2 separate regions of the Homo sapiens genome follow, and region 1 is linked to region 2. The links are chromatin loops, found by intact Hi-C in ENCODE. Cell type or tissue: heart right ventricle. All regions are shown on one strand. Links, peaks and the distances in the headings refer to the core of each region. The heading gives the core; the rest is flanking DNA.

Region 1 (11,518 bases), core at 1,527-9,526, 110 kb before region 2:
ACCTGAGACACTAGGTAGCCAATGGGGCATATGAGAAATACCCTAAGCTCTATGTAGAAAGAAAGCGGGAGCTCCCCACAGGAACCAGTAGGAAACCACAGAGACCAGCCTCTAACGTTTGAAATTATGGGGTTGAGGTGAGCTGAATTTGCAGCTTTTCAGATTGCCTCTGAACAGCAAATATGATGTTGATTTAGAAAAAAAGGTGTGAACTCCTCAGCTGATTGCAGAAGTGTACCTTTTCCCTTTTTCTGAGCCACTTGCTAGTGATTTTTCTGACCCATAACGTTCAGAAATTAGATTGATAACACCTACTTTAAAAGTGAACTTATCCGAAAAGGCCTTAAATAATATTGTAATAACTTTCAAAAGCAAACCAACCAACCAAACAGGCTGGTACTTAGGGAGGGTCTCCTGCTCCACTGGCTTCCTGTGTGCCAGGACCTGGCCTGCTCCTAGCTGGCAGGTGCATCTTGGCCTGTGACGCCACATGCACTTCTTAGCCAACTCTGCCTTGGCCTCCACCTCACTCCCAGGAGCTTTGCCGGTTCGTTGCTCAGCTGATCTCTTGACCCTTCCAGTGTCTGGCCTTCTTCTCCTGATGAGAAGACCCCTAGACACAGGACAGACTGGCTCCATCTTTGTGCCTCCAGGGCTGAGCACAGGCCTGGCACAAGGCAGTCACTCAGTTACAGCTGAACAATGGGACAGGAGCTGTCCTCCACCTGAGATTGTAAATAATAGCTTGGGAGTACAATTACCTGGGAGCTCCTGTTTGATTTGTTTTGTACCCTCTCCTAGGCCCTGCTTCCATCCCACCTGAGCCCCTGGCCTGGAAGATTCTTGGGGCCCTCCTGATGCTAAGATTCTGTGACTCGGGGTGACTCTATTGCTCATCATCCAGGTCACCTCTAGGCTCCCACCAGTGACGCCTGCGTGTTCCATGGCAGCCTCTCCTCAGGCTCCACCCTAGTCCCCAGGGCATGCACAGAAATGAAGGAGTCATGTCGGCTCCTAGAGCAGCGAGTTGTGGCTCTTCTGCCAAACATGGCCACACATCCTTTAGGATAAGAGTTTCAGAAGTTAGAGCCGGGGGTCAGGGTGGATGCACAGAAAGCAAAAAAAAAAAAAAAAGCTTGGTTCTCACTTCTTCAGTTCAATACAGCACACCTTTATTGAGCACCTAAGGATCTATGCTGCCAGAGGAGGGCAGAGTCGACAAAACAGTGGGCAGGCCTCCCCTGCAGCTCTCTGTGTCTGTGATGATGGAGCTGGGTTGGGGAAATCCTGCTGTGACATTTGCCCTGACGCAGTTCCGCACAGCATGGTGGCTTCCAAGCTATGCTCTTGATGGGCACCCGTAAGGAGCTTCTACATGCATTAGAGATGGAGCCTCTCCTATCTTTGCAAGCCTTTGTGGTTCTTCCCTTTAAATCTGCCATCCACGGACCTCAACAGGAGAATAATTTGGTCTTCAGTTTGCTCTGTTTTAGACAAATACTTCACATGACTGATGTAAACTGTTGCATAGTTTCGCAAAGGCTTTCTCATTCATTCCTGAAATTCTCCATCAGTCACAAACACAAATTGTTCAGTATCTGGGGAATTCAAAGCCCTTTCCTCAAAACAGACATTTCTCCTTATCATTCTTCCTTCAGGGGAAGTATTGAAAGTCATTGAAAGTCATCCCCACCCACTAGAGGAGAGAAACGCAAGCCCAGAAAAGGCAAGAGGTACACAGGCATCCACGGGACAGTGGTGATGGGGCTGAGCACTGCCTTCCAGAGCTGCTGCTGGGCATTGAGCGGGCAGCACCCTCTCAATGCCATGTGGACCCTCCTCAATGTGATTGAATGACCGTGTTTCTTGCAGCAAGCTCCTTGTAAGAATCGCTTTAGGTCTCTCTGATGAAGTAAAGATTGATTTCTGCAGAGAAAGTGAGATACTTGTGGCCTTATTCCTGGTCTCACCTCTGTGTTGGGGCTGAGCTGTGCGAGGCTCACAGGGTGATATTGGAGGCTTAGAAGCCGGGGACACTGTGGCAAGGTGATGGCTGAAAGCAGGCTAGATCTCATACCTGCTGGCAGGCCCTGCTTTTCCCAGCAGCATTCCTGTGGGGCAGCGTGATATGAGGGCAGACAAGAATCTCATATGAAGGAAGAGGACAGGGGCTTGTGGACCCACAGGGGCTCTGGGACAGGCAATGTGCAAGCAGATGAAGCCTAAGCCGCAGGGGCTGGGCCAGCACTGCTCTCCAGTGCAGGAGAGGCATGGTGTGGACAGGGCTGGCCACACAGATCTGACCCAGCAAGTTCCTGGCCCCTCAGGCCTGGGTCGGCTTCCTGTGGGTGCTCATCTTGGAGCCAAGAGCTGGCTGTGGGAATCATGGTGCTCAGGCTTCAGAGAGGTAGACACACAGGCACTCGATTCGTCAGGCGGTGGCCATCAGTCAATGTGACCGGCCGGGGCCAGCAACCAGGGCTCAGTGTACACCTGCCACTGCTGGGGACTTTGGAAGAGGCAGGTGTTGGCCAGTTACTTGGCCTCCACCAGCTGCTCCAGGCGCTGCAGCATCGTCAGACGCAGGGCTTGGAACCTGGAGGGAGACATCGCCAAGAGGACTCACTGAGGCCAGACAGGGCAGGGAGGTGGGCAGCAGAGCAAGGGACCTGCAGATGGCCAGCTCAGGAGATCCCTGCAGCAGCCTCATCTCTCCTCTGCCAAGGAGGGGGAAGGCTGTGGCCTGCGCCTCATGAGGTGCAGTCAAACCAGGCTGTGGACTGCACAGAGCATCAGAGCAGAGTGTTGTCATTTCTATTGCAGACTCTAATACAGACAACAGCACACTGGAGTGGACAGGGCGGTAGAGCAGAGATCGGGAAGCCCATGTTTCAGCCCAGATTCTGCCATAACCTATGCGGCAACCTTCCTTGTGCTGGGCCTCAGCGTCCACTCTGTACGTTGAGTGGACCCACTAGTTGCCCCCCAGATCCCTTTCAGCTCTCAAATCTTACGGGGTCAGGACTGACTGCAGAATGGAAGATTCCCTCTGACTTTGGTCTCCTCTGCCTGTTTGGGGTCTGGCTGCACAGACAGGAGCCTGTGGAGGATGTGGCTTTCCACGGGTCATTCAACCAGAGGCTAACATCCATCCTTTCCCCACACACCCCAGGCCCTCTCAGTGAGCTCCTGCCCTTTCCTTCCTAGCTGCCTCCCCACCAGCCCTGGTGGGGTGCCCTCCACAAGTCCTGGACCACACTTCACTTTGCTGAGGGGGAGACGTCATTGGGACTACAGCCTGGCTAACTCATGCATCCGGACCCTGGCGTGGTGTCCCCAGGAGCTGGCAGGTGAGACCTGCTCACCTTTTCATTGAACTAGCCCTCTGCACCTGAAAACATCGGCTGAGGCTGGGAGTTCCAGCATCTGCCACTTTGGGGAAGGCTCAGAATTCCCACTAGGACAAAAGGCCCTAATCAGGCCAAGTCTGCCTCAGCATGCCTGCTCCTTGGAGCCACATCACCAGCAGAACTCAGAAGCTTGACCCAGCGCCCACTTGGGTTCCTGCCTGACTTTCCTGCCAGGTGTTCTGCAGCTCATGCCTGCGCTGGTGAGGATGCCAAGACTGGATGGGTGATCGGGGCTGTGTCCCACTGTTTTGGCAAGCTGTCACCCCAGCGTGGTGGCAATACCGAGCAGGGGGCCAGAGGGTGATGCTGGGGAGCTAGGGTTAGCAGGCCTTCCCGTACCAGGGTACTGGTGCCCATGGAGGAGAGAGACCTCCCAGCCGGCACTGGTGCTGTGCTTTGCAGACCTGCCCTGATGTTCAGGACCCATGACTGTCTGTTTAAGTGCTGCTTACTTCATGGTCAGTTTGATTATTTCTCTTTCTTCCTCTTCTTTTAATTTTTCAACAAAACTGTCCAGCACCGGCATTTCAAACTTAATGTACTGAGCGACCTAGAAAATCCAAGAACATTTTAATGTGCTTTAAATTCGAAGCCAAAAGTATGTTTTCTTTTCCTCAAGGCTTCCATAGTGGCCCATCCAGCCAACATCTTGTATCCACAGAAGGAGCTGCCGCTTTTCCCACCCCACCCCCACACTGCTGTGTTGTGTACAGATGCCAGGACGGGAGCCTATTACTATCTCAAAGGCAACTGTTATCCCTGGGAGGAAATATTAAACTGAATATTAGGAAGAGCATTCAGTACAGCAGCATTGTCACATTGGGTGCCCTCTGGGCTAGGGGGTAGGGAGGTGGGAGCACCATTGTTTCTAACAATGGAATGCAATTGCAGCAGCCTGAGGGATACGGGGTCACTAGGCCTCCTACTTGAGGTTCAAACCCTGTAAGCATCTTCTATGCAGAGGAGTTTGGAAATGCACTCACTGTCTGGTCAGAACTCAGGCTGTTGGTAAGACTTAAATATCTCCCTGTTTTCCACAGGTGCGAGGTAGGGCCTAGTTAAAAAGCCTTTGCATAGGTCTCTCACATAATGACAACAAAATACATTCCAATGAAGGAAAAGACTTTACTTCCCTAGAGGAAAAGGACAGGCCATGGTTTTATAGGACCCAAATTCTTCTTTCCCCTAAGCTGCTGGTGCTGGCGGTCACTGATGGGAGAGGGAGGGCTGGCGCCTCCCTGTGCTAGGCTGGGAGCCCTTTGGGAGAGTGTGGAGCTCCTGGAGACATCAACTGACAGGGCTCTGGCCAGGAGTCCTTGGGAGGCCCCGTCACCCAAGAACCCCTCACCCTAGAGCAGGCCTCCCCAGCCTTGGCCCCCACTCACTTCATGGGGGACTTCCACGCCCAAGTCAGCTTCCATCAGGAAGATCCTGGCGATCTTCTCACATGGCCCATGCAGGATTCTGGAAATCAGCGGGTACTCGCAGTCTTTTAATTTTGTCCGCTCTGAAAAAGAAGGTGGTTTACAAAAATCACGGGAGATTAGGATCACCTCTGTCTGTTCCAGATTAGGAACTGATAGAAAATGTGCGTCTAGGGGCGCAGGGAACCCTAAGAACACAGACCTCGCTAACAGCGCTGCCCTGAGAGATTCCTGCTCATGCAGAAGGGAGGCAGAACAGGGCCCCCAGATCTGCCACTTTGGCATAAGGATTAAGTGGAGCGGCTGGCAATTGAGAAGAAGAAGATACAAGTGAGGCTCTTTGCCCTCCCCTATTTGCCAAAAAGCAGGACATAAATTTGTCAAGGTGTGCCCCCGTCCCTCTCTAGGCAATGATGGAGTTAATCACCAGAGACAACCCGAGCCCCTCCTCAGCCTGGAGAGGGCACCAGAGGAACCTGCACAGCACGTCCCGCTGAAGCCCTTCCCTTCCCGCAGCTCCCCGTGCGGTGACCTTCCCACCCTTCGCCTCCCCAGAAACTCAGGCCCTTCTCCTCTGTCTTGTCACTTCTCTAAAAACTTACTGCTCTTTTGTGAATATGCTATTTAAGCCCAAATTCTGACCATTCATCCCTGGATATTCCAAAGGGCATGCATGATGCAAGTGTTAACAAACTTCTGTTTGTTCTTCTCCTTAATCTGTCTTTTGTTAATCTAAATACAGGGCCCCAGCCAGTGAACCTAAATGGGTAGAAAGAGAAGATAATTTTCCTCCCCTACAGTGTCATTCAGCAAAGGTGCAGCTTGAAGAGAAACAAGATCTGAGGGGTGGGAGAAAGGAAAGCTGAGACGGGAGGGCCAGGGCCTGATGCACTGCGACACGCACCCCACCCTTCCTGACTCGGCGCCAAGGAGCTAGGTACCCACCCATCCATTTCTCTGGAAGAGGCGGAGAGGGAGGCTTCCTATAGCTTGGTGGGATTCTCCTTCAGAATCCTGAAAGAATTAAACTTAATGTACTGAGCGACCTAGAAAATCCAAGGACATTTTAATGTGCTTTAAATTCGAAGCCAAAAGTATGTTTTCTTTTCCTCAAGGCTTCCATAGTGTGCCTGGGTTTGGGTGGGGGAGAAATGTTCATGCTGGGAGGCACAGTGTGCCCTAGCCCACTAGGCAAGCCAGCACGGAGCCCATCTGGAAGGGAGTACAGTCAGTGGTTGGTGGGGAGGGGGCTTGCTGAACAGGTAGAGACCTTTTGCTTTTACGATCCAGAAGTGGGGCAGGTACTTACCCCCAGACTCGTGAACGATGTAGAGTGCGAACTCACTGGGGCCATCTTCCACCTGCACAGGCAGTCACAGGAAGTCAGATCACGGTGCTTGGAGATGGGAGAGAACTGAGAGGGTCCCCTGACAGTAACTACACCCCCAGTAACACACACGCAAGTTGCAAGGAACCTGTCCTCTCCCAACCTCCTCTTGCTTGAAATCCGAGAAACCAAAGCTCAGCAGAGGGACCCTTGCTAGACCTTCTGCCCAGGCAGCTTCTGCCACGGGCAGCTTTCCCCAGAACCCCACCCCCAACAGAATAGCAGACCACTGGCATCCTGGGGCAAGGCTGCTCCTGACCAGGCTTACCCTAAATTTGTTCAGCAGCAGGGTGAGCACCTGCAGGGTTGTCATGGTGCTGTTGACCCTCACATTGGTCACGGATCCATAGGCTGGAGTAAACACGGAGGTCTGTACCAGGAAGGGAGAGAAGTTCAGGTCAGGCCCAGAGGGGACAAGGGACTGACATCACAACGGTGAACAGACCAAGGCAGCAGGTGACGCTGAGATCTGGGAACACCTGCACCTGTCCATTCACGCTGATGCACACATAAGCTGTTCCCAGACCTGGGAGACACTCCGGGAAGCTGTAGTAGTGCACTCCTTCCAGAGGCCTAAGGAAGATGTCTACACACCCAGAAGGGCCAGCTCTCTGGACCCGAGGAACCAGGGCCATGGAAGTCATTCACAAGGGTGGGGGAATCAGTCTCTCCATCACTCTTTCTATTGATTAAGTCACCAGTTGTCTGTTGATTCTAAGGCTGAAAGTTACCCAATCTGTCTCCTCCTCTTCATTCTCCCAGCAGTGCCTAGTAGAGGCACTGATCACACCATATCAGCTTCCCAGCTTGTTCCCTTCTGGTCTCAGTCCCTCTAATCCGTAGTCTGCACCGCTGCCTACAGGAACGGACTTCTAAAACCCTTGCACCTCCAAGTGACGTCTAGCCCAGCTGCATCCATACAGTCTCGGCTCCCTTCCCTACCCTGCTCCATACCATCTGAATCAGAGTCTGCGTCTGTAGAACACAAGGCGAAGCGATCTGTGCAGTTCAATGTGAGAAGCACTGTTTGAAAGCGCGGGTCTAAAAGTATCTGAAGGCTTCCTGGGGACTGTGCAATAACATCTGTAGTTCTTCTCATTGTCTCGCACGTATGACACTATGGTTGCCTAACAAGCACCATGTGCTCCAGTCACAGAGCTTCTTCACAATTTGGCTGGGGGGTGGGGGGACACATTATATTTTTGCAGGTATCTTGCCTTTGCCTAAGAGACACCATATATGAAATCAACCAGGACTCTGCCTGACACATAATAGGTCCGTCCTCAATAAACCCTAGCTGTGTATTGAACCCGCTAAGATTTTACATACAATCATTGATTTAATATTCATAACAACCCTTTGAGGCAGCTATAACTAGTCCCCTTTTCTTAGAAAGGAATCAGAGGCTTTAGGAGGTTAACCAGCTTGTTCAGAGTTACCCACCTAGAAAAGACAGAGCCCTGACTCAAAGGATTCCATGATTCCTGAAAACCTACATGTTACCCCCCTGGTGCTGGTGCCTCCCAGCGAATGTGACTCCTCTGCAGGTGAACCTCTCCTTGCTTTTCAAACTCAAGTTTAGATTCGCATATTCCTCCTCTGAGATCCTAGCTCTGTTTTCCCAAGGAGGTAGCTAAGGCTCAGAGAGCTCAAGGACCTATTCAGTATCCCCGCTCTGATAAGTCCAGGCACACCTGGGAGCCATTGTGAGTTCAGGTCCAGACCATCACAATGAAGCGAATATCTCAATAAAGTGAGTCACACAAATGTTTTGGTTTCCCAGGGCATATACAAGATATGTTTATACTATACTGTAGTTTCTTAAGGGTGAGACAGTACTACATCTAAAAAATATGCATGCCTTAATTAAAACTACTTTATTGCTAAAAAATCTGACACAGAGACACAAAGTGAGCACATAGTGTTGGAAAACGGCACCGATAGACTTGTTCAACACAAGGTTGCCACACACCTTCAATTTGCAGAAACCGCAGGTGCAGCAAAAAAAAAAAAAAAAGTGCACATTTTTGCAAATGGAAGGTTGCTGAACAGCAACCTTCCATTTGCAAAAATCTGCAAGGTACAGTAACAAGAAGCACAATAAAATGAAGCACGCTGTGCCAGAGTCAGACTCAACCTCGACCTGCTTCCCCCAGCTCGATTCTAGTTGAGGTGCAGAATGACTGAGTTATACAGAAAGCCAGGATTAGGATTAGGCTTTCTTGTCCAAAGAAATATGGAAGAGAGGGCCAGGTGCAGTGGCTTACGCCTGTAATCCCAGCACTTTGGTAGGCAAAGGCGGGCGGATCACGAGGTCAGGAGTTCAAGACCAGTCTGGCCAATATGGTGAAACCCTGTCTCTACAAAAAATACAAAAATTAGCCAGGCATCGTGGTGCGCACCTGTAGTCCCAGCTACTCAGGAAGCAGAAGAATCGCTTGAACCTAGGAGGTGGAGGTTGCAGTGAGCCCAGATCGTGCCACTGCACTCCAGCCTGGCTACAGAGTGAGACTCCATCTCAAATAAAAAAAGAAACATGAAACAGAGGAGTTAGGCTATTTCAAAGGGACAAAAAGTCTTGTTAACAAGACACTGTGTTTCTTCTGCACGAAGCCTTTTCTCAAGATGATACCAACCAACTCCAAGTAGGAACAAAGGCCCCCTGGCTACTTTCTTATCTCTAACCACAAATGGTTTCTCTCTAACAGAACGCATTTGAATCCAATAGGTCAGGCAGTAGAAACAGCTACAAAGTTTCACCCTGTCTGGAAATAAAACCAACATTTCTGGGAATCAGAACAGTTTTGGAAAATGACTGAGTGAAGTAATGGTGCACAGTTCTAAGAAACAAAACCTGGAACTATCTCAGAAATTCAATGCTAGGAATTATTTATTTTTTCAATTGTTGCCTCTGACTCAAGGAATCTGTCCCCTCATTTCTAAGGACATTAGTTCTGTATGGATGTTGAGCGTGGTAAGAAAGGGCTTTTTGCATAGTGCTTTTCTTTGGGACTTCCCTTACCCAGGAGGTGGGGGAGCTACTGTCCCAAATGCTTAAGACACTATTCTGTGTCCTTGAAAGCAGTACTTTTTTCTGGAAGAATGGATTCACATTGCAAGGGCAAATCTGTCACTAGGAGGAAAAGCTGCCCTCACTGGGTGACAGGCTGAGACCCCATGTTGTCTGGCTGAGTAGCTCTTCTTGATAGTGTGGTTCAGTTGGAAATGAGAGGCTGCGATGAAAACCCTCACTGTTCATTTCAAAGGCTGCAGAGTGCTCAGGACATGCAGAGAGCTCAGTGTTCCTATGACACTGGCAATCACTACAATAAGGTTTAATGTACCAGACACACCTCTTAGTGATGAATGAGACCCTTCGAGGAGAAGCGAATGTACCAATGCTAAACTCCACCATTCAGTACTTTGAATCATGGAGCAAAACATCCCTGCCCCCACCCTTTTTTTGGTAAGGAACATAGAACTGGAAAATACCTAAACCCACGCACATATTTTGGAAAATTTTTGAATAATTCCTTACACTAGCATATCAACATTTATTTGAATGCTAACAATGGGTACCCAACACATTACACACTAAACCCCTTTTGGAACAAGATTTAAAGAATACTCAAGTCATGTCATGTGTCCTTGGGCTAATCTACACCTTTGTTAATCTCTGCCTAACTTCAATCCTGGGTCCCCTTTACTCTCTCAGGAGACTCTACTTTGGAATAGTCCTGGATTTTTCCAGATTTAGCAAAGGCAACCCTATTGTCATTCATTCACTCACCACAAGCCTAGCAGGGGGTGGAAGGGAGATCCTGAGATTAAAGCAGGGTCCCTTCAGCTTGCCCAGCAGAATTCCAAAGTAGACATTCCAAAGTCCAGGGCACCCTAAGTGTGGCTTGAATGGCCCCTGGATAGCCTAACCTGGGACACCTGCTCCTTCAGATCGGACCCTGAGACCCTCCTCCTGAGCCCCCTCCCTGCCATAAGTCATCCTCTATCAAGAAGGGCAGCTGCTTCAACTGGAAATCTCGGCTTGCATTTCCCAGTGCTGAGGGAAAGATATGGCCTGTCACAAGACGCTCCATCCAGGGCCTTGCCCAGACAGCCAATCATTCTATTTACAGTAACAATCAACTTCTCCTGCTACAGTTCAGTTTGTTTATAGAATGATGTAATTTGGGGAAAGAAAGCTTTTCCTGAGGTCAGTACAATGCATCCTTGGACAAAAGGCTGTGTGCTGGGAATCTGGGGTCGTCCAGGTTCTCTGGGGCACAGACACATGTGCCCTGGGCACACCCCTGCTTAATTATTCGGTGAGAGTGATGGCTGGATACACAGTGTTCCCAGGGATCAACCAATCGAGTTCGGGGGGAAGCCTCCTAGAAAGCGCCCTCATTGAAGACACGGTCAGCGTTACTGTCTGCCCAGGGCATCCCCAGCTTACTTGCCAGAATTCTGTGTGACTTGTGAGGATGCACTGACAGTGAGCATGTGCTGGAAAATGCTTAGGTCATAAACGGGGCTGTTATGTGGATGCAACCTGGTTTTTCCTCCTGAGGGCACAGGAATGCCAGCAGCCCCCACACAGGTCATGGTGCTTGCTGTGCCTGTGCTCAGGCCTGGCTCCCCATGCGCCCAGGGGAGAGGCCAGGCTGGGGCATCACCTTATGATTGTAGAAGTGGCCGTTGATAGAGAACCGGTGTCGCCGGATGCGCTGGGCCTCACCGGGGGCGCGGCACTTGGGCCTCCTCTGGCTCATGCAACTGGCGTCGCTCTTGGTCCGCATCAGCTGGGGGGCCTCCTCTGCCTCCTCCAGGGGCCCTGCATGAGAAATGGGTGAGAGAATGGCAGGGTGGGTGATGCTGACAGAGCAACTGCCTGCTGTCGGGAGATCTGGCACCCTAGAGCCCTGTGGTCACGTGCACTGGGGCAGATGGGGACGTGAGGGCCATTCCTGGACTGGAGGCTGGATATTCCCAGCTTGCAGATAGGAAGGTGAGACCCAGACAGGGTAACCTGGGTCACAATGTCACATGGCCATACCCCTCTTGGTCTCTGTCTTAGGGTGCCCATGGAGGTCTTTGGTGGCCCCAGCCCTGTCTTCTGAGCCCCTGCTCTGAAACAGGCCCTTCACTGAGGGCTAAAGGAAGGGGAATAAAAAGGATGAGTGAGCAGGTACAGAGGGTGAGGACGAGGTCGCAGAGGGAGGTGAGGGGCCAGGAGAGCGCAGTGCCTTCTGTGGATGCTCCTGTTTCCCATAGCACACACAGGGCGGGGGACTCAGGCC
Region 2 (11,518 bases), core at 2,118-10,117:
TCAGTTCTGGATTTCAGGGCCTGTAGGATTGGGACATGGACCCCCTTCAGTCTTCACAGGCCAGGGCCACCCCTTCCCACTGAGTCACAGACCTCCATATGGTTCCTAGACCCATGATCCCCACTGAGAGGGCTTTTAAAAAATTGAGGTACATACAACACACGATTGTTAAACAAAAATTATAGGAGGCCATTGTTTTGAACTAAACTGCATTAGGCCCCAACAGGCCAGACTAAAAATCAAAATGGAGTCAGCCATGCTCAGAAAACTGAAACTGAGTAATTATCTGGGCTGAGAAATCAGATGAGATAACATCCACATTTCCCACACAGGTTCGCTTTCAATGTTCAGTTGGCGTAATGATGAAGTTCATGCCCTCAATCCTTATAAAAGAGTAACCTGAAGCAACCTGGTGTTAATCAATCTGTTATTTTTCTGTTATTCTGTCCGGGTCCCATCTTATAAGAAAAGTAATGTTGAAATGAACAATGTGCTTTTTGTTCTTTCTTTTTGCTTTTTTCAGCCCTTTCTCTGTCTACAAAACCAACTTCCTCGCCCAGCTCATGGGAACACTTATTCTGTTGTATAGAATGAAGTGTTGCTTGATTCTAGAATCGTAAGTAAAGCCAATTGAGATCTTTATATCTGTTGTAATTTTGTCTTTTGACACAGTAACACGCGTGATTTAAGCCTTCAGTTTGCAGAATTTTGATAATCATTTATACCTGTTTAACTACACTCAAAACAAAATGTGAAACATTGTCAGCCTCTAAGAAGCCCCTTTCTACCCCTTTCCAATTGGCCACCAACAACCATACTTTATTTCAGTCTCTGTGGATTCATTTTGATGATTCTAGATGTAGTATAAAAGGAACCATAAAATATGTACCTTTTTGTGTCTGGCTTCTTAATTTTTTTAAATCTTCAAATATGTACTGAGTTCTTTTTTTAAATTTTATTTTTCCATAAGTTATTGGGGTACAGGTGGTATTTGGTTACATGAGTAAGTTCTTTAGTGGAGATTTGTAAGAACCTGGTGCGCCCATCACCTGAGTAGCATACGCTGCACCATATCTGTTTTCTTTTATCCCTCGCCCGTCTCCTACTCTTCCCCCCAAGTCCCCAAATTCCATTGTATCATTTCTTATGCCTTTGCGACCTAATAGCTTAGCTCCCACATATCAGTGAGAACATATGATGTTTGGGTTTTCATTCCTGAGTTACTTCACTTAGAATAATAGTATCTAATCTCATCTAGGTCATTGCAAATGCTGTTAATTCATTCCTTTTTATGTCTGAGTAGTATTCCATCATATATATATGCCAGAGATTCCTTATCCACTTGTTGATTGATGGGCATTTGGTTTGATTCCATGATTTTGCTTTTGTGAATTGTGCTGCTATAAACATGCATGTGCAAGTATCTTTTTCAAATAATGACTTCTTTTCCTCTGGTTAGATACCCAGGAGTGGGATTGCTGGATCAGATTCACACATTCAGGTTTTCATACCAGTAGTTCATTTCCTTTTATTAGACCACAATTCATTTAGCCATTCACCCATTGTTTCTAGGACTTTTTTGGCTGTTATGAAGAAAATTGCTGCAAACATTCAGGTACAGTTCTCTTTTGTAGACACAGGCTCGTATTTCTTCAGGGGTGAATACGCACAAGTGGGATTGCTGAGTCACAGGGCTGATGGACATTTAGCTTGACAGAAACTAGGAGCTGTGCTCTGATGTGGGGGCGCCCCTGCAGGACCCTGATGCTCACTGAGAGCCAATGCCTTGAGAGTCAGCCAGGTGAACCCAGCTCTGCCTGCGTGGCAAAATGAGAAATATATATTTGGTCTTTGAACCTAGATCTGGCAGAGAGCTCCTAAAACTCTTGGAATTTCCTGAGTGACAGGAATGTTTTCTTTTGTTTTTCATAATGAGCCCCTTTGACTATACCCAAGTTTATTCCAAGGAGGCAATGCCTGGCAGGCCCCGAGACAGCCTCAGGATGGAGCTGGTTGCCAGAGGGACTGGCCACAGGATTAGAGGGTGGGAACTTGCAGCCTGTCTGCTGACCTTCCGGGAAGGAGGAGGATCTGGAGATGGAGTGCAGTCACCAATGGCTGATGATTTAATCATGATGCCTACATAACAAAACTTCAGTAAAATATCGGAAGCAGGAGGCTAATGGAGCTTCAGGGCTGGGGGACACGTAGGTGCACCCAGAGAGGGTGTGAGAGCTCCGTGCACTGACTCCCCATCCAGCCTGCCCGGTGCCCCCTTCCATTCATTTGTGTCTTTAGAATATGACTGTAATTATGAAGAGTGTCCTCCTGAGTCCTGTGAGTCATTCAAGTGCATTGTTAAACCTAAGGGGGAGTCATGGGCACCCCCAAATTTGTAGTTGGCCAGGCAGAAGTGTGGGTGTCCTGGGGATTGCATTTGCAGTTGGGTCTGAATGGGGGCAGTCTTGTGGGATGGAGCCTCACCCTGTGGGGGCTGAGTAACTCTAGGTGTTCAGTGTCAGAATGGAATTGAATTGTTTGACATGCAGTTGGTGTCAGAGAATTGGTATTGGAAAGATGTAATGGCGTTATGAAAACCACATGGGCTCATTCTTAGCACCCTTCCACTGTCCATTTTTTTCTGTGCCCGTTGTTTTCTGAGCTGCCCTTTGAATGACAGGACCTGCTTGTGTTGGGACAGAAGAGTGGTGAGAAAGACCTCCTCGGAGGCCTGGGGCATGTGTGATGCTCCAGTGAAAACAACAGAATCAGGGTGTGAGCAGGCATCTCCGTGGATTTGCCAGACGCAATTTACCAATCTTCTCAGCACAGACTCTTACAAAGACTGCATTCCTGACTATGTCACAGAGCCCAGGAGGGCAGGCAGAAAGCATAAACCACCCGTGTGAGCAGAGGAAAGTGGCGTGGAGAAGTCGTGTAAGAACCCTTTAATGGATATGTAAATGGCATCAGTGAGGGAGACTAAATGGCAGTGGAGTGTTGCTTAGAGGCGTTTTATGCATTTTATGATGTTTTGTGCATTTGAAAATACTGGTAACAGGAAGAGAGGGACCCTATCACAATTCTGGTCTCTCATTATTTGTACATAATAAGCATATCCATTATCGTTATTTAGACCACTTGCTAGTCTGAATTTTTCCAGAAATGATGTTTTCCCAGAATGTCTAGGACTTCCTCTCTCATACTGAGTTGTTGAGCTTGGAGTCTGCTGCAGGTTAGAGTCTGAAGCCAAATTTGTCACGAGGTGTCTCAGCCAGAATACTGAGCTGCTCAGGGTCACCTGCCCAGGAAAGCAGCCAGGGAATTCCTGGGCATTGAGACCACACGGGAACGTGAGCATCTATTGCTAGAGAGCTGTGCAGTGTGGGACAGGCAGTCCGAAGATTTTTGAAAGAAGCAGCTGCACACATTGTCTGTTTCACCACTCATGGGCAGGTGGAAAGCTGAGCCTGGAGAGGTAAAGTTGTTGGCTGGCCACAGGCAGGGGAGGGGGAACCTGCTCCCTTGGGCCTTTGTTGCTGTGCTGGGTGAAGGTTGTGGAGAAGCCTTGCCTCTAGAAAGAGAGGACAGGAAGAGAGCAGTGATGCCTTAGGAAAAGAAAAAACTGCAAGTTACTGAGCACTGACCACGGGCCAACACCTGTCAGTGCTTGATGTCAGCCACAGCCCTGAGGGACAAGGGCATGGAGCCTGGGTCCGTGAAGTGAGCTCTCTCTCTAAGGTTGGAGGTGAAGCGAGGGGGCATGTGCAGTGTGAACTGGGGGCTCTGACTGCAAGTGCTGTCCACCATTGGATCCAGGTGGCTGGGCATACTCTCACTGTCCAGACGATGACTGGATTCGGGGGTCTTTTCTGGTGCCAGATTTCCAGTGTGTGTCGGCAGCTCTGGTTTTTGTTGGTCCCTTATCACCAAAGACCACTTCCCCTTTGCCCTTGTGGGGGATGTGAAGGGTGGCCCTGAATCACGCACTTCCACTTCCTCTGGTCTTCGCTGGAGCTCTGAAAAGGTGTGAACACCAAACACTACTATTCTGGGCTGATGGCGTTCAATCTGGCCTTCTGTGCACCTGGAGCATGGGCAGCTCATCTTGGTCTCGCTGATGGCACTGTTTTCCAGTGGCTGAAGGAGCAGGTGATGCTCTGTTTTGCATGTTCTGTGCTTTCTGCAGACTCCCCTGGTCACACTTGGGCCTGGGAGCTGCATGGTCACCCAGACAGGGCATGTCTCAGCCTGCCAGCCTTGGAAGGAAACATCCCCAACCCATCAGTGAGTCCTTGCCGCATCCTATGACCTTCCGGGTCCCAGGGCCCAGAGCACACCTGCCTCTCATGAGACTTTCCTCAGCTGGGATTTAAGTCTGAATTGCTTAAGAGGAAAGGAGCAGGTCCACAAGGACTCAGAGGCTACAGCAAGTGTCCAGTGAAGCTGTCACATGTGATTAAGAAGAGAAAGAAGCCTGTCCCATGTTCCGGGATGGACTGGTCTGGCTGCTTAAGGCAGCTACGCTGAATAAAATGATATGACAATGCCCCATGTCTTGAAACTTCAGCTTCCTCCTCTTCATCCGGGAGCCTCCACCCTGGTCTGAAGCTGTCCCTTCTATCCTAAGGCCTGCCTTGCCTTCAGAACCCATGGTCTGTCAGGCCTCCCGGTTCCTCATTCCCCCAGATAGAGGTGTGAGGGAGGAGCTCTTCCCACCTTCTGCAGACAGGCAGACTGAGGCTTGAGCATCTGTGGCTTGCTTTTGAGGACACAAGGGAGGTGGGGGGCCTAGCTGGAGCCAGGTCTTTAGATCACGGCTCTGGGCTTTCCGCCCACCTCACCCTGACTCCTCGTCTAGCCTCATCCCCGATTTCCCCATTAGACACCTGCTCTCTACCAGGAGACCAAGCAGGAAGGTTTCCTTAGCACCCTTGGGAAATCTTCTGTTCTTGGGGTACATTTGGAGTGATTTCCAGAACGACACCATCCCCTACCTCCTGATGTCCTCACCCAGGTGTCCCACAGGCATGTCTGTCCTTCCCTGCCCAAAAGGGACCCCACCATCTCCCCCATCAACAGCTCTTCCCTTTATTAGACCCCCACCTCTAACCCAACACCCTGATCAGAGCCTGCTGCTGAGCTTATCCACACACCTGCCTTCCAGTGGCCTCTCCTTCCTCCCAGCTCTCATCCCTCCCTTCTCTTCACTCTTGCCACGCCTCAGGCACTGATCGTTTCTTACCATGACCATTGAAACTATCTCGGACGGGTCCCCCGCTGTGGCATCCCCGCTCCACGTGGCCCTGGGTGCCTTGCCCTCTCTCACTCCCAGTCTTAGGAACCTATTCTGGTAACGTGAGCGATGGGAGTGCACCGGAGTGTGTGAGTTTGCCGGTGGATTTGCAGAGGGCTGGCGAGCCAGGCCTGGAGCTGGCAGGCGTGAGGGGCTCCCTGGAAAAGACGAACCCATCTCCCCCACTTCGCTGTGTCACACCAGGTGTCCACTAGAGTTGCCAACTGTGACAGTGTCCGGAGGTAAGGAGGTGGAGCCTGCCCCAGGGTATGACCTCCCAGGATCCAGGGCAAAGGATTTGAGAGGAGAACCAGGCAATGGACAGGGTCTTTGCTAGTAAGACACAATCAGAGCTAGGAAGGTCCTGCTCATGAGTGAGTGTTCAACTGGGAGAGGGAAGGCCGGGTTGGAGGGGAAGTAAGGTAAATAAAAAAGGAAAGAAGGAAAAGAGAGAGGGAGGGAGGAAAGAAAGAAGGGAGTAAAATGGAGAAAAGGGGAGACTTTAGATTTGAGGTCGTGGCTAGACCCCAGGAAACCCAGCAGGCATGAGAAAGTCTAAAGTGGAGGGTGGGAAGGGGTTCTGGGTGGGAGGTAGTCCTGGGGAAATCCCTTGAGCTGAGGAAGCTTCGCCTGGGGAATTTGAGGGCTCGGGTGTGGACGGGAAAAGATTCTCTAAGGACGCCCCCTAGAGCAACCCTGGACATGAGGAGTGGGGGGAATGAGGCAGAACTGTCCCAGGTGCCCACAGGGCAGCAGCGTCCCCGGGACACCCTCAGACATAGGGAGTGACAGGGACGAGGGAGGATGCAAACAGCTGAGACTGTGGAGAGCCGGCTCGTTTCCAGGCGGTGTTGCTGCCTTCGCCTTGCCAATGAGGACAGTCGGACACAGGGAAGAAGGGGCTCCACCAGCAGCACCCAGCGAGCACCCGGCATGCCTGGGATTCGAGTGCAGGCCTGTCTGATTCTGTAGGGAGGAGAAAATCTTCTTTCCTCTACCCCTCTAGGTTCTCTGGCTGGGGCTCTGAAAGAGACTGACAAAGGCAGATTAACGAGAGAAAAACAGACACGAGTTTATTACCACGTGCATCACGCACACCCATGGGAACGTCCGCAGTGAGTAACTCCAAGGGGCGGCCAGAGCTCGAGCTTTCATAGCACCTCACAAGAGAATGCTTGTTTAGAGAAGTGACAAGACAGAGGAGAAGGGCTTGAGTTTCTGGGGAGGCGCAGGGCGGGAAGGCCACCCTACGGGGAGCTGAGGGAAGGGAAGGGCTTCAGTGGGACCAGGACGTGCTGTGCAGATTCCTCTGGTGCCCTCTCCAGGCTGAGGAGGGGCTCGGGTTGTGTCTGGTGATTAACTCCATCCTTCCCGGTAGAGAGGGTTGGGGGCACACCTTGACAAATTTATGTCCAGCTTTTTGGTAAATAGGTGAGGGCGGAGAGTTTCTCTTGTATCTGCTTCTTCTCAATTGCCGGCAGCTCCACTTAATCCTTATGCCAAAGTGACAGATTTTAAGGTGGCATGTTCCGCTCCCCTTCACTTGCAAAGCACTTTGCTTTCTTCCAAACTGCGTATGCTGTCTGCCTGAATACCGATCTTCCTGCAGCTCAGCCAGGCTGAGGCAGGCGGATCCAACCCCAGCGCGGTGCTTCACGGACATGTGCGCATGCGCACTGGCAGAGAGCTGCTGCGGCACAGGGACTTTTCCTCTCTGCTCCTCCAACGCCTCATCTCTGCCATTGGGTGGTGAGCGAGGAGGCCTCCCCTCCACCTCCAAGCGGCCTTTTCCCCTCCCCAGGCTGCCCCCTCCCAGGTTCCACGCCTTCCCAGCTGTTGACTGCAGGAATGGGTCCCTGACCTGGCTGAGAGGCATGATCACAAGGGTTTGTTCTGTTTTCCAGCACTGCCCTTAACTCAAACCTTGCTGTGCAGCATCTAATTTTGGCTTTCTGACACCCTTCTTTAAAAAAAAAAATTAAATTAAGAAAATGGATACATATTTGTACATATCTATGAGGTACACGTGAAATTTTGTTACATGCGTGTAACATGTAATGTTCAGGCCAGAGTATTGGGGTGTCCATCACCTGGAGCATTTATCATTTCTCTATGTTAGGAACATTAAAAGTCCTCTCTCAGCTATTTTGAAATATACAGGCCTGGCGTGGTGGTTCATGCCTATAATCCCAGCACTTTGGGAGGCTGAGGCGGGCGGATTGCCTGAGGTCAGGAGTTCGAGACCAGCCTGGCTAACATGGTGAAGCCTCATCTCTACTAAAAAAATATATAAAAATGAGCCGGGCATGGTGGTGCACACCTGTGGTCCCAGCTACTGGGGAGGCTGAGGCAGGAGAATTGCTTCAGCCTGGGAGGTGGAGGTTGCAGTGAGCAGAGATTGCACCACTGCACTCCAGCCTGGGAAAAAGAGCGAGACTCCATCTCAAGAAAAAAAAAAAAAAAAGAAATATACAATACATTGTCATTAACTATAGTCACTCAATGCCACTGTCTTTCCTTTCATCTCCTTTCCAGGCCTGACTCCATTTGTCCCACTTTCCAATATTCCATGTGGATAGCCTAGAACCATCTAAGAGATAAGGCACCCAGATCGCAAACCACAGGACTCGGAATTCTCTGCTTGTCTCCTAATTAGAAGCCATTGAAGAGTCAGTGGACTGAATACAAATTAACCATTAGATCAACTGAAAATGTCAAGTTTAGATGAATCTGAGTTCTCATTTAGATATTTTCTGGCTGTTGGCCCAGCCCCACAAATAAATACACATTTGAAAGTTATCCTGTTACTTTGATAAAAGAATTTGGTCTCTTACAAATGATAATTCAGCTCTCAATGTGGCTTAGGTGAACATAGTTTTGGATTTCTTCAAGTAAGATATATGAGCACAGTGTGTATTATCTTTACAACAGATATCCATAATAATTATAGTAACAAAGCCATCTTTCTATATTTCTTTAAAGTTTGTTTTTTCCTTTTAAGCTCCATCCCAGGAATTTGGGCTGTAATTCAGGGACTTGTAGAACCTCACAGTGAGAGAGGAGTGAAGTCCTGTCTGCTTGGATTTATTGCTGTCTTGATTAATGAGAATTGCTAGCTTTTCCTTACTTTTGGAAGGAGGCTGGGAAATGCAAACTTCCCACCTGCCCTTGAAGGAGAAAGGAATCTGGACTGGATACAAAGAAGCTGGTGAGGAGCATTTATCCTGCAGTCCCTGCTAGGTGCAGGGTGCTGGAGCCTGGAGACCGGAGACAGGGGCAGCACCCCGATGGTCGTATACCTGCCAGCCCTGCTGGAGGGGGCGATTAGGGCAGAAGTCTTTCCACTGAGAAGCGGACTGTGCACTGTTGTGGACTGAGCTGATAGGTACCGAGCTTTTGGACACTGTGCTGCTGGAGCAGGGTGGGGGATACAGGGGGAGTGAAAGGAACCAGCCCCCTCAGCAGGCCTGGAAAGACGAGGTGGGTGCCCAGACCCAGTAGGTTGTTGCTCTGCTGGCCCATACTGTAGCAGTGACTTGGCTTGGTAGACCTGGGAGGCCATTGTGTTTTTATACTTACCACAATTCATGCATGGTCTGCCCAATGTGTGGGGTTAGTTCTGCCCGTTGATTCTCTTCCTCTTGTTTCATGGTACCCTTACTGTAAGGGGAGTGACCAGAACTGGCCACACAGTGGGCATCTTCTAGGCACTGTCCTGGCCAGGAGGACAAGGCCGCCTTTTGCACTGGTTCCCCTGTCAGGTCAGGCCTTGGCCCACCACCTGTGCCTTCCATGTCCTCCTTCCTGTACACTCACGCACCCCTCCCCTGGTAACCATGTTGCCTTTACACCCATGAGCCCTGCTGTGGTGCCCTTGCCAGGCACAGTGAGAAACACAAGGGTGACCTGTAGACGAACTGGGCTGATATGGGTGGATCAAGGCCCAGAGCTGTTGTATAGACGCGTCAGAAATACATGCGTATGAGAAGGGAGAGTAATGAGAAGAACCTCATTCACTGGCGAGTGGGGAGGAAGGTGCTGGCAAGAGCCTGGTATGGAGCTCAGACTAGAGGTGGACCAGCCTTGTCTTTAGAGCTGTATGAAAGCTCGAAAGCTGCCCCCACCCCAACTCATTCACCCAGTCACAAAGATAGGTGACCTGTCATCAGATGGCTTCTGTTTCCCGCTAACAGTCTAGTAACACAGATGAGCCCATTCTCCTTAGCACCATTCTCTCCACCACCAACACTTACTGGTCACCTCTGGATACTGGAAGGAAGAGGTGAACTGGAAAGACAAGACCACTCTCTGCCCTCAAGATGGGGCTGTGTCTAGCTAAGTGAGATGTGTGTGTGTGTGTGTGTGTGTGTGTGTGTGTGTATACACATATATGTATAAAGACAACCATATTTATTTGTCTATATGGGACTACATCTCTGCATAAACACTACCATATGCAGGCTCTGAGGTCAAAGTTCATCCTTACCTCAGCTAGACAGGAGGATCCAGCATTTTCTAATTAATAAAATACCTCACAGCTTTCCTTATCCTGCTGTAGTTGGACATGGAATTCTTTTGGTTATTCTGCTTAGGAAAAGTAGCCTCTGCATTAAATGCCAAGCTCTGTAGGGGAGCAAAGCCTATGCTTTGCTTAACACATAGAATGGAATTGCATTAATGTGAGAAAGCATTTCGAAAATGATGGAGTCTGTAGAGATGCTAGGAATTGTTTTCATGATCATTACCTGAAGCTTCATCCTAAAATGTGCTGACTCTTAATTTAAGTATATGCAACCCAAAGTTATCTAGGCCTGTCAGCCTCAGCCTTAAGCTCTAGTCTTAGCACTGTGATGCATGAAGAGAAATGTAATTTCTACTCCAAAAGTGTTTTAAGATAACATAAGATTGGCCGAGCGCAGTGGCTCACGCCTGTAATCCCAGCACTTTGGGAGGCAGAGGCAGGAGGATAACGAGGTCAGGAGATCGAGACCATCCTGGCTAACATGATGAAACTCTGTCTCTACTAAAAATACAAAAAAAAAAAAAAAAAAATTAGCCGGGCATGGTGGCAGGAACCTGTAGTCCCAGCTACTCAGGAGGCTGAGGCAGGAGAATGGCGTGAACTTGGGAGGCGGAACTTGCAGTGAGCCGAGATCGCACCACTGCATTCCAGCCTGGGTGACAGAGTGAGACTCTGTCTCAAAAAAAAAAAGAAAAAAAAAAGATAACATAAGACTTTAATTAAGTCTTTGGAGGGCTGGCATATCAGGGGTGCGACACACAGCAGAAGATTTCCAAAAATCCTCACACATGTGCGCCACTGTCCTTGTCAGCATGGCCTTCTCCTCACCCTTTCATGGGCCACAGTCCCTCTTCTGGCCTCCCCTAAAAGCTCTGGCAGGCCCTCTTTCATGACCACTTCCCATCTACCTCTTCTTATAGCTCTCCTGGTGCCCTGAAGTGACACCTTAGCACAGGGTGAGCCTCCTTGGCATCCTTCAACACCACAAACAATTCAGGACCAGGCTTCCACTGACAGGTGGGGAAAGGTGCTGAGTACTTTATGCCATATTGTTGCCTTTGTGACATACTCTATAAAAGCCACTCAAGTTGGGTCTAAAGTCTTCTTTGATTTGCATGAACTGTAGGTATTAACAGTGGGGGAAGCTGCACCTTAATAACTCTTGGTGAGGGGTCCCCTGTGGAGTCCACCAGGCATGGGAATTTAGCCTCACTTACTGATGAGGAACTGAAGAGTCAGAGGGGCGATTTGACTTGCCCAGATCACAGAGCTCTTAAGGGGGCACAGTCTGGTCTTAAACTCAGTTCTTCTGGCTTCGAGTTGAAGGTCATGTCCACAAACTCCCAGAGCAAGAACTGAGTCTCAACTCTGACCTTTGGATTGTGCGTGCTACACCAGGAATCACAGCTTCACAGGGAATAAATGTAGACTTGTTTCATTGCACAAACTGGTGGCATTTCTACCAGTCATAGTGACTGAGAGATGAGCAGTGCTTTGGCACTCTAACTGGGTGACCCTCATCTCCCTTGTGCCACCTGAGCCCACCCAGGGGAACACTCCCATCCAGCTATCCTGGTCAGGGCTGCATTGAAACCACTGGTTCCTCCAGGACCCAAAGCCGCTTTTCTGGATGGAATGTAAATCATTCCTACCTGGGGCCCTGCCAAGCCTTGGCAGGATTCAATGTGACATTCAGTTCC

Evidence for each region. Hi-C counts contacts between places; a loop is a spot of excess contacts. Peaks named below come from ENCODE experiments on the same cell type or tissue, not always from the same donor. Only the 100,000 strongest peaks of a DNase experiment are listed, where the experiment ranks them.
Region 1: it touches region 2 in a loop (2.3-fold over the local background); 4 of 110 quality-filtered maps call a loop at or near these places.

Annotation. Positions count from the first base shown.
Region 1 is chr10:44,984,347-44,995,864 of GRCh38, reverse strand. It overlaps RASSF4 (Ras association domain family member 4), which reads right to left. Exons shown (of 11, transcript NM_032023.4): 6 at 10,895-11,052; 7 at 6,490-6,591; 8 at 6,144-6,195; 9 at 4,796-4,917; 10 at 3,863-3,960; 11 at 1-2,596. The coding sequence ends at 2,536. It overlaps LOC124902530, which reads right to left and starts at 1,829. Exons shown (of 3, transcript XM_047426129.1): 1 at 1,694-1,829; 2 at 924-1,060. The coding sequence starts at 1,829. It overlaps ZNF22-AS1 (ZNF22 antisense RNA 1), which reads left to right. Exons shown (of 4, transcript NR_126421.2): 4 at 1,659-1,933. RefSeq lists enhancers at 3,141-3,640, 3,641-4,142, 4,172-4,863, 11,463-11,518. In heart right ventricle, for the core only: a CTCF peak has its summit at 5,292 (motif pointing right); DNase peaks (open chromatin) are centred at 3,604, 4,094, 5,304, 5,754 and 4 weaker places; H3K27ac peaks cover 7,613 bases.
Region 2 is chr10:44,874,306-44,885,823 of GRCh38, reverse strand. The region is part of intron 2 of TMEM72-AS1 (TMEM72 antisense RNA 1); the gene reads left to right. Among named protein-coding and RNA genes, the nearest start is that of TMEM72, 31 kb to the left of the region's middle. RefSeq lists an enhancer at 5,844-6,770. In heart right ventricle, for the core only: a CTCF peak has its summit at 6,633 (motif pointing left); DNase peaks (open chromatin) are centred at 6,124, 6,513 and 6,963; H3K4me3 peaks cover 1,519 bases; H3K27ac peaks cover 1,318 bases.